Regions from separate parts of the Homo sapiens genome. Here region 1 is linked to region 2. A link is a loop called in an ENCODE intact Hi-C map of the cell type or tissue named here. Cell type or tissue: gastrocnemius medialis. All regions are shown on one strand. Links, peaks and the distances in the headings refer to the core of each region. The heading gives the core; the rest is flanking DNA. Region 1 has its middle 27 kb from the start of CPT1C. Region 2 holds the start of LOC105372435 (a long non-coding RNA gene).

Region 1 (4,501 bases), core at 300-4,299, 91 kb before region 2:
GGCGGGTGGATCACCTGAGGTCAGGAGTTTGAGATCAGTCTGACCAACATGGAGAAACCACATCTCTACTAAAAATACAAAATTAGCTGGGCATGGTGGTGCATGCCTGTAATCCCAGCTACTCAGGAGGCTGAGGCAGGAGAACTGCTTGAACCCGGGAGGCAGAGGTTGTGGTGAGCCGGGATCGCGCCATTGCACTCCAGCCTGGGCAACAAGAGTGAAACCCCGTCTCAAAAAAAAAAAAAAAATAGTGATTAGGTCACAAAAGACATTGTGGCTTTCTTTTGGCCGGGCATGGTGGCTCACACCTGTAATCCCAGCACTTTAGGAGGCTGAGGCGAGCTGATCACGAAGTCAAGAGATCGAGACCATCCTGACCAACATGGTGAAACCCTGTATCTACTAAAAATGCAAAAATTAGCTGGGTGTGGTGGCATGTGCCTGTAGTCCCAGCTACTCAGGAGGCTGAGGCAGGAGAATCGCTTGAACCCGGGATGCGGAGGTTGCAGTGAGCTGAGATTGCACCAGTGCATTCCAGCCTGGCAACAGAACAAGGCTGTGTCTCAAAACAAAACAAAAAACAAAACAAAACAACACAAGACATTGTGGCTTCCTTCTTGCTCTGTTTCTCAATCACTTGCTCTGGGGGAAGCCAGCCACCATGTCATGAGGACACTCAAGCTGCCCATGAAGAGGCCCACGTGGTAAAGAACTGAGACCTCCTGCCAACAGCCAGTGAGGCACACATGAGTGAGCCATCTTGGAAGCAGATCCTCCAGTCCCAGTCAAGCCTTCAGATGACTGTCACCCGGCTGACAGCTTAACCACAACTTCATGAGGGACACGGAGCCAGAACCACCTTAGCTAAGCTACTTTTGATTTCCTGACTTTTAACAACTATGTGAGATAATAAATGTTTGTTAATTCAAGTTGCTATACTTTGGGGTAACTTTTTTTTTTACACAGGAATAAAGAATACAAACTGCAAACACCTCAGCCTCAACCCTCATATTCTTTTTTGAAATTTGCTTTTATTTTTATTTATTTTTTTGAGACGGAGTTTTGTTCTCGTTGCCCAGGCTGGAGTGCAATTGCACAGTCTCGGCTCACCACAAGCTCCACCTACCCCGGTTCAAGAGATTTTCCTGCCTCAGCCTCTCAAGTTAGCTAGGATTACAGGCAGGCACCACCATGCCCGGTTAATTTTGTATTTTTAGTAGAGACGGGGTTTCTCCATGTTGGTCGGGCTGGTCTAGAACTCCTGACCTCATGTGATCTGCCCGCCTCGGCCTCCCAAAGTGCTGGGATTACAGGCTTGAGCCACCGTGCCCCGCCTGTTTGAGACCGAGTTTCACTCTGTCACCCAGGCTGGAGTGCAGTGGTGCAATCTCGGCTCACTGCAACCTCCTCTTCCCAGGCCCAAATGATTCTTGTGCCTCAGTCTCCCGAGTAGCTGGGATTACAGGCGTGAGCCACTGCACCTGACCAAGAAATTTATTTTTGGTTGGAATACTGCCTGGCGCAATCTCGGCTCACTGCAAGCTCCGCCTCCCGGGTTCACGCCATTCTCCTGCCTCAGCCTCCCGAGTAGCTGGGACTACAGGCGCCCGCCACTACACCCGGCTAATTTTTTTGTATTTTTAGTAGAGACGGGGTTTCACCATGTTAGCCAGGATGGTCTCGATCTCCTGACCTCGTGATCCACCCGCCTCAGCCTCCTAAAGTGCTGGGATTACAGGCGTGAGCCACCGCGCCCGGCCACGACTTTTTTTTTTTGCAAGTAGTCTTTCAAAAATATATTTGGTCCTCAGGGGTACAGAATTGGATTAATCATAATTGCTGGTCCTTGGCACATACTATTATTATGTGTACCACTTCTTAAGCTATTATCTCTTGGCTTCAAATCTATTTCCCAGCACTGGGCTTTGGGTAACTGGGAATGGGACTCTGAAAACCCCACTTTCACTTTGCCAAGTGGTGTGTTAGCCTCTGCCAATAGGGGGTGCCAGACTGACCGTAGAGCCTGAAGGAGGAAAAGGGTTCTTGCTCCTTCCTGTTTGCTCTCTGCTTACTTCCCGTTGGTTTCCTGTTCTCATCTGCGTCAGCAAAGCTTCTTCACCCTGTCCAAGGCAGTTCTTTCCTGTAGCAGCAGCTAAATCCAATTTGCAGTTTTTCCAAACTTGCACATCCTCAGAGATGCCAGACCATTTGGGGATGCCAGACCAGCACCCCTGCCTGAGAAAATTCCAGTCTCGGGCCGGGTGCGGTAGCTCACGCCTGTAATTCCAGCTCTTTGGGAGGCTGAGGCGGGTCAATCACGAGGTCAGAAGATCGAGGCCATCCTGGCTAACACGGTGAAATCCTGTCCCTACTAAAAATACAAAAAATAAGCCGGGCATAGTGGCGGGCACCTGTAGTCCCAGCTACTCGGGAGGCTGAGGCAGGGCAATGGCATGAACCCGGGAGGCTGAGCTTGTAATGAGCCAAGATCACGCCACTGCACTCTAGACTGGGTGACAGAGCGAGACTCCGTCTCAAAAAAAAAAAAAAAAGAAAGAAAATTCCAGTCTCTAGTGATCCTCCTCTGAGCTCAGAAACACCAGCACCATCTGAGCAGTGCCTCCTCTTCAGAGCCTCAGTTTTTTTTTTTTTTTGAGACAGAGTCTCACTCTGTAGCCCAGGCTGGAGTGCAATGGCGTGATCTTGGCTCACTGCAAACTCCATCTCGCGGGTTCAAGTGATTCTCTTGCCTCAGCCTCCCGAGTAATGGATTGCAGACGTGCGTAACCACGCCCAGCTAATTTTTGTATTTTTAGTAGAGACAGGTTTTCCCCGTGTTGGCCATGCTGGTCTTGAACTCCCAACCTCAGGTGATCCACCCGCCTTGGCCTCCCAAAGTGCTGGAATTACAGGCGTGAGCCACTGGGCCCAGCCCAGAGGCTCAGTTTTATGTCCACTGGCTCCTGATCCAAATGTATAGTTTTTAATAACTCTAACCTTTGTCTTTGTTTTTCATACCCTAGTGAGATAGGAATTTGGCAAGACTGGTTTCCAAGACAACAGGACACAAGACCTCACTCATAAGACAGAAAACAGCAAAAGAAACTGGCTAAAACCAGCTAGAACCAAGAGGACAATGAAAGGGACCTCTGGGGCCGGGCCCGGTGCCTCATGCCTGTAATCCCTGCACCTAGGGAGGCCGAGGCGGGTGAATTACCTGAGGTCAGGAGTTCGAGACCAGCCTGACCAACACGGAGAAACCCTGTCTCTACTCAAAATACAAAATTAGCCCGGCGTGGTGGTGCCTGCCTGTAATCCCAGCTACCTGGGAGGCTGAGGCAGGAGAATTTCTTGAACCCGGGAGGCAGAGGTTGTGGTGAGCCAAGATCGCGCCATTGCACTCCAGCCTGGGCAACAAGAGCCAAACTCCATCTCAAAAAACAACAACAACTAAAAAGGAAGTGACGTCTGGTTACTTTCACTGCTCATTATATGCTAATTGTAATGCATTAACATGCTAAAAACACTGCCACCAGCACCATGACAGTTTACAAATGCCATGGCCATGCTGAAAAGTTACCCTGTGTGGTCTGGACGGGGTGAAAGCCCAGGTTCTGGGAACTCCCTGCCTCTTATCTAGAAAACCCATGTGTAATTCACCTTTTATTTAGCATATATTCAACAACTAACCATTAAAATAACCAACCAACGATCCTCAGAGCTACTCTGCCTATGAGGTTGCTACTCTTACTTTCCTTTCTTTCTTTTTTTTTCCAATTGTAAAGTGCTGATCCTGTTTATTTGGCAGGAAAACGAGACAATCCAGCAGCCCAGGAGGGACAGGTGGACTTAATCCTCCTCCTCGTCGTCTCCAGCCCCACCCTCACCCTGGCCCTTCTTGGCGTTCTTCCTCTTCACGCGGCCGGGGCGGCCACCCCATAGGGAGAGCGCAGAGACAAGTCGATGCGCTTCTGGGAATCCAGGCGGACAATGAAGGACGGGATGTTCGCCACCTGATTGCGGACCCTGACACGGCGCTGGCGGATCAGTACGCCAGCGTGGTGGATGGACTTGGCCAAGCCCAGCTTGAAGACCTGGGTCTGTAGGCGTCTCTCTAAGAAATCCTCTATCTTCAGGCCCAGGATGTAATCCAGCTTCGTCTTGCCCTCATCCAGCACCCCAATGCGGAGCAGCCGCCGCAGCAGGACGTTGCCTTCAAACAGACGCCGTGGGTCCTTCTCATCAAGCGTCAGCAGTTCCCGGGCGGCCTTGCGGATGTTGGCCAAGGTAAATTTGACCCTCTAGACCTCACGTTTGTTCCGGAACCCATACTCGCCGATCAGCTTCAGCTCTTGGTCGAGACGAGATTTCTCGAAGGGTCTCCGCGGGGTCACATAAGTTTTGTGACAAACCCAGCTCCGGGCCACTGGCATGTTGGCTCCGCTTCCCCGTCTGCGCCTGAGTGCAGGACCCGTTCACTGAGAAAGAGCTCCTTTCTTTT
Region 2 (4,233 bases), core at 234-4,233:
TGTGTCCATCACCCACTGCTAGGTAGTCAAAGAAGTGGGGTGAGGGCATGCAGAGTGTGGGTGGCCAGGCTTCGCAGCCCATGGGTGGGACTCTGGGGAGACAGCAGCAGCAGCAGCCGCCGAAGCCCCAGCTGCAAGGCCACCAGACGCACTCCTGTGCCTGGTTCCTCAGTCCCCAACACCAGGTAGCAAGCTCTGGGCAGCTGGGCCTGGTAGACCTCATCTTCTGTCTTCTCTGGTGGCCCTGGCTCTGGAGAAAGAACAGGGGGCACTGACATGACAAGTAGCATGCTAACCTTTGCAAGCCACACCACATCCTGATCCCAAGTTCTGAACGCGTGGGGTCTCTGAACACAGGTTTTGGGAGCCTCCTGCCAGGGGAGGGCCTCGGGGCTCTAGCTGGCTGTCAGCAACTTGAAGACCACAATGATGTCACTCAGCTCACCCTCTTCCTCTTTCTCAGCCTTGGCCCCCATTTTCCTGGAGAAACTGTGCAGCTGCAGGTGATCCTCTTAGCAATACACATGGCGAACACGGCAGCAACACAGGAGCTCCTGTAGCCTTTTCCAGGAGCCCACCCGCCCCACTGTACAAGGCGGGTGGAGGGAAACAGGCAGGGGCCAGTGGGAGGTGGAGTCGCACAGCTAAGAAGGGGTGCAGCCCCCGAGTTGGAGCTCTTGACCACTGTGCTGCATTCATCCGGGCTTCACTGGGGTCACAGCGCCATCCCAGGTCCCTTTCTTTGTCTTTCTGGGCCCTTAAGGGTTCTACGACAATTTTTCCGTTCTAACCCAGAATCTTGTGAAATCCTCCTCCATACCCTCAGCCTATCAGCAAAGCCTGTGCTTTTGGCAGTTGTGCAGAGCGCTGGACTGTGTGGATATGGGAGCAAGATCCCCTGTGTTCAAATATGGCTCTGCCACTCATGAGCTGAGCCTCAGTTTCCTCATCTGTAATATGGGAATGATGAGGTAATGGGATAGTCCTCACCTGTGAGGATGAAGTGATTTCATTCTTTCATTACGTGTAAAGGCACTGGGAAGAGGTGAGGTCTCAGTGTTAACTATTGTTGACTATGATCCAGGAGATTCTGAAGCCAGGCGGGGACCTCCCTTCCCCTCCCTTCCCATCTGCATCAATGCTCAGATCTCAAGGAAAACCACTGCCCTATGGCCCAGTGCATACTGGGTTCCTCCGGATCCTCCAACCCCACCTCCTACTCCCATTTTGTGCGACCTGGGACTCAGTGTCCCCGCCTGCGCAGTGGGAGCACTGTGCCTTCCGCTGACCTGGTGGGAAGTGCGTGGAGGTGACCAGGGTATAGAAGTTTCGGAGGAGGCGCCGGCGCTGTTCTGGTGAAGGCTCTGCTGGGAGGAAAAGGCGGTGATGCAGAGCGCCTCCCCGGCCCACGCCCCTCCTACCCCTGCCCCTGCCCCTGTCCTCAGTCACCTTTATCCCCCAAGGGCTCCACGGTGAAGAGGCAGCGCTTCAGTTCCAGGTGGAGGAGCAGCAGCCTGTGGGAAAGGGAAGGGAATGTCATGGCTGGGGAAGAGGACATGACCCCCGACCCACTCCCTCCATCCGAGCCCTACCCGAGGATGTCTGTGTGAAGGGGGAAGCCACTGGGCAGCGCCCGGGGTCCCAACGGCAGACAGGCCCGCAACGGGTCCAGCAGTGGCTGCCACCAGCGCTCCAGAAGCTGCAGGGGGCGTGGTCATTGTGAGGTCGTCATGGGAAGGCGGGGCCGGCGGGGGAGGTCGGGGGGTGTACAAGGATAGGGGCGTGGTCAATCGGGAGGGGCGGGGCCTGCAAGAAGAGTGGAGGGCGGAGGGCAGAAGGGACTGGGGAAGGGGCGAGGCCTGGAAGAATAGAGGCAGAGGCGGGAGCGGCCGATCTTGGCGGGTAGGTGAATGACTGGAGCGCAGTCCAGAAGAGGCGGGGCTGGGGAAAGATGCCGCTGGCAGGGCAGGGTGGTGGGGAAGGGCCCTCCTGGTAGCGGGTGTCCTAAGAGCGAAAGCGGGACGTGGCGCGGGTTCACCTGTGGATACAACTGGCTGAGGGGTGGGCTCGGCCCGCAGAGTAGACACAGCTCCAGGCTCGGCAGCAGAGTCAGGGTCAGGAGCCGGTGTGGGACCTGAAGCAGGGCACAGGCTGGGGCTCATCGCGGCCCGGCCCCTTTCCATCGCAGATCCCGCCTCCTCGCGACTCGGCCCCCAGGTCACATCCCTCCGTCGGTGCCCGCCACCCACTCACCGTGGGGCTCCCGTGCGGCAGGTACACCGGGTAGTCGCGAGCGGTCTGCGGCGGCAGGGACCCCACCAGCCAGGGGAGCAGCACGGCCTCGGGCGTCCCCAGCCGCCACCAACCCTCTGTTGCTGCCACCACCCGGCCGGACACCACCAGACTGACGAAGGTCGTGCCCGCGGCCTCAGCGAACCCGGAGAGGGCTTCCTGGGTACGGGAGGCAGGAGGACTGGGAGTCAGCAGACAAGCGTAGGGGGTGGCAGCGACTTCCCAGATGGGCAGGGAATGGGGAGAAACCCACAGCCAGCCCCGAGCTCGCGCAGTGGCCATGCTCCTACGTCTCACCCTCTCTGAGCCTGAGTTCCTTCACTTTCATACGAAGTCACATCCCCAACTCACACTGTGAAGTCTGTGAAATCTGATTAAACATCTAGCCTGGGCGGGCAAACTGAAGCTAATAATGTAACCGCAGCAGCTACCGTTCATCCAGGCCTGTTACATGCCGAGTAGGCACCATTAGCAACGTAGAGAAGCCAAGTCACCTGCTGAGAGTCACATGCCTGGGAGGCCGCCACACCAGGCAAGTCCACAAGAGCAGTATTTAAGTAGAGGTAGCTAGAGATCTGAGAGGCAGGAGGAAGAACATGCACTGAGGTTGGAAACTTGTTGGGATCTCAGGACTGTGAGGTAGCTGGGTGGAAGTAGACTGTGGATTTAGCAACAGGTTAGGGGGTGCCAGGTGCCACAGGCCTTCAAACACCAGGCTGAGGAGCTGGGACCTTGTCCTGGGGGAGGTGGAGGCTGCCGGAGGGCTGTGAGCAGGAAAGGGGCAGAGCCAGCTCTGGATATAGTAGGGTTCTTCTGGTGGCCGGGTGTGATGGCTCACACCTGTCATCCCAGCACTATGGGAGGCTGAGGCGGGAGGACTGCTTGAGCCCAGGAGTTCGAGACCAGCCCGGGCAACTTAATGGAAACCCATCCCCAACCCTAGTCCATCTCTTAAAAAAAAAAATAGCTGAATGTCAGCCGGGCGCGGTGGCTCATGCCTGTAATCCCAGCACTTTGGGAGGCTGAGGCGGGTGGATCACGAGGTCAGGCGTTCAAGACCAGCCTGGCCAACATAGTGAAACCCTGTCTCTACTAAAAATACAAAAAATTAGCTGGGCCAGGCGTGGTGACCAGCGCTTATAATCCTAGCTACTCGGGAGGTTGAGGCAGGGGAATCGTTTGAACCCAGGAGGCAGAGGTTGCAGTGAGCCAAGATTGCGCCATTGCACTCCAGCCCCTGTGACAGTGTAAGACTCTGTCTCAAAAAAAAAAAAAAAAAAAAAATAGCTGAATGTGGTGGCACAGTGCCTATAGTGTCAGCTACTGGGGAGGCTGAGATGAGAGGATCACTTGAATCCAGGAGTTCAAGGCTGCAGTGAGCTATGACTGAGCCACTGTGCTCTAGCCTGGATGACAGAGCAAGACCCTGTCTCAGAAAAGAAAGAAAGATGGCCCAGGCGCAGTGGCTCACGCCTGTCATCCCAGCACTGTGGGAGGCCAAGGCAGGTGGATCACCTGAGGTAAGAAGTTCGAGACCAGCTTGGCCAACATGGTGAAACCCTGTCTCTACTAAAAATACAAAAAATTAGCCGGGCGTAGTGGTGGGCGCCTGTAATCCCAGCTGCTCGGGAAGCTGAGGCAGGAGAATTACTTGAACCCGGGAGGCGCAGGCTGCAGTGAGCCGAGATGGTGCCATTGTACTCCAGCCTGGGCAACAAGAGTGAAACTACGTCTCAAATAAAAAGAGAGAAAGAAAAGAAAAAAGAAAAGAAAGAGAAAGAAAAGAAAAAAAAAAAAGAAAAAAGATTCTTCTGGGACCAGGTGGGGATAGGACTGGAAGCTGAGAGGATAGGAGGAGGTTGGGACAATGGTCCAGAAGAAAGAGGATGAGGACTGAGCCAGGGCCAGCAGAACAGGTGTAAGAGTTTCCATAGCATCCCC

What was found. A loop is a pair of places that touch in the nucleus more often than their neighbours do. Peaks named below come from ENCODE experiments on the same cell type or tissue, not always from the same donor. Only the 100,000 strongest peaks of a DNase experiment are listed, where the experiment ranks them.
Region 1: a loop joins it to region 2, with 4 times the contacts of the local background. A loop is called at or near these places in 11 of 110 quality-filtered maps.

The regions. Positions count from the first base shown.
Region 1 is chr19:49,715,649-49,720,149 of GRCh38, forward strand. It overlaps the pseudogene RPS9P4. Among named protein-coding and RNA genes, the nearest start is that of CPT1C, 27 kb to the left of the region's middle. RefSeq lists a cis regulatory region at 1,770-2,305. In gastrocnemius medialis, for the core only: a CTCF peak has its summit at 1,993 (motif pointing right); a DNase peak (open chromatin) is centred at 2,043; H3K4me3 peaks cover 1,200 bases; H3K27ac peaks cover 819 bases.
Region 2 is chr19:49,807,125-49,811,357 of GRCh38, forward strand. FUZ (fuzzy planar cell polarity protein) reads right to left here. Exons shown (of 11, transcript NM_025129.5): 6 at 2,254-2,451; 7 at 2,039-2,134; 8 at 1,593-1,699; 9 at 1,450-1,514; 10 at 1,290-1,364; 11 at 1-250. The coding sequence ends at 27. LOC105372435 (a long non-coding RNA gene) reads left to right here and starts at 1,796. Exons shown (of 2, transcript NR_187900.1): 1 at 1,796-1,902; 2 at 2,189-2,702. RefSeq lists an enhancer at 1,923-2,022 and a silencer at 2,203-2,372. In gastrocnemius medialis, for the core only: a CTCF peak has its summit at 2,357 (motif pointing left); DNase peaks (open chromatin) are centred at 280, 1,797, 2,287, 2,787 and 2 weaker places; H3K4me3 peaks cover 1,446 bases; H3K27ac peaks cover 2,970 bases.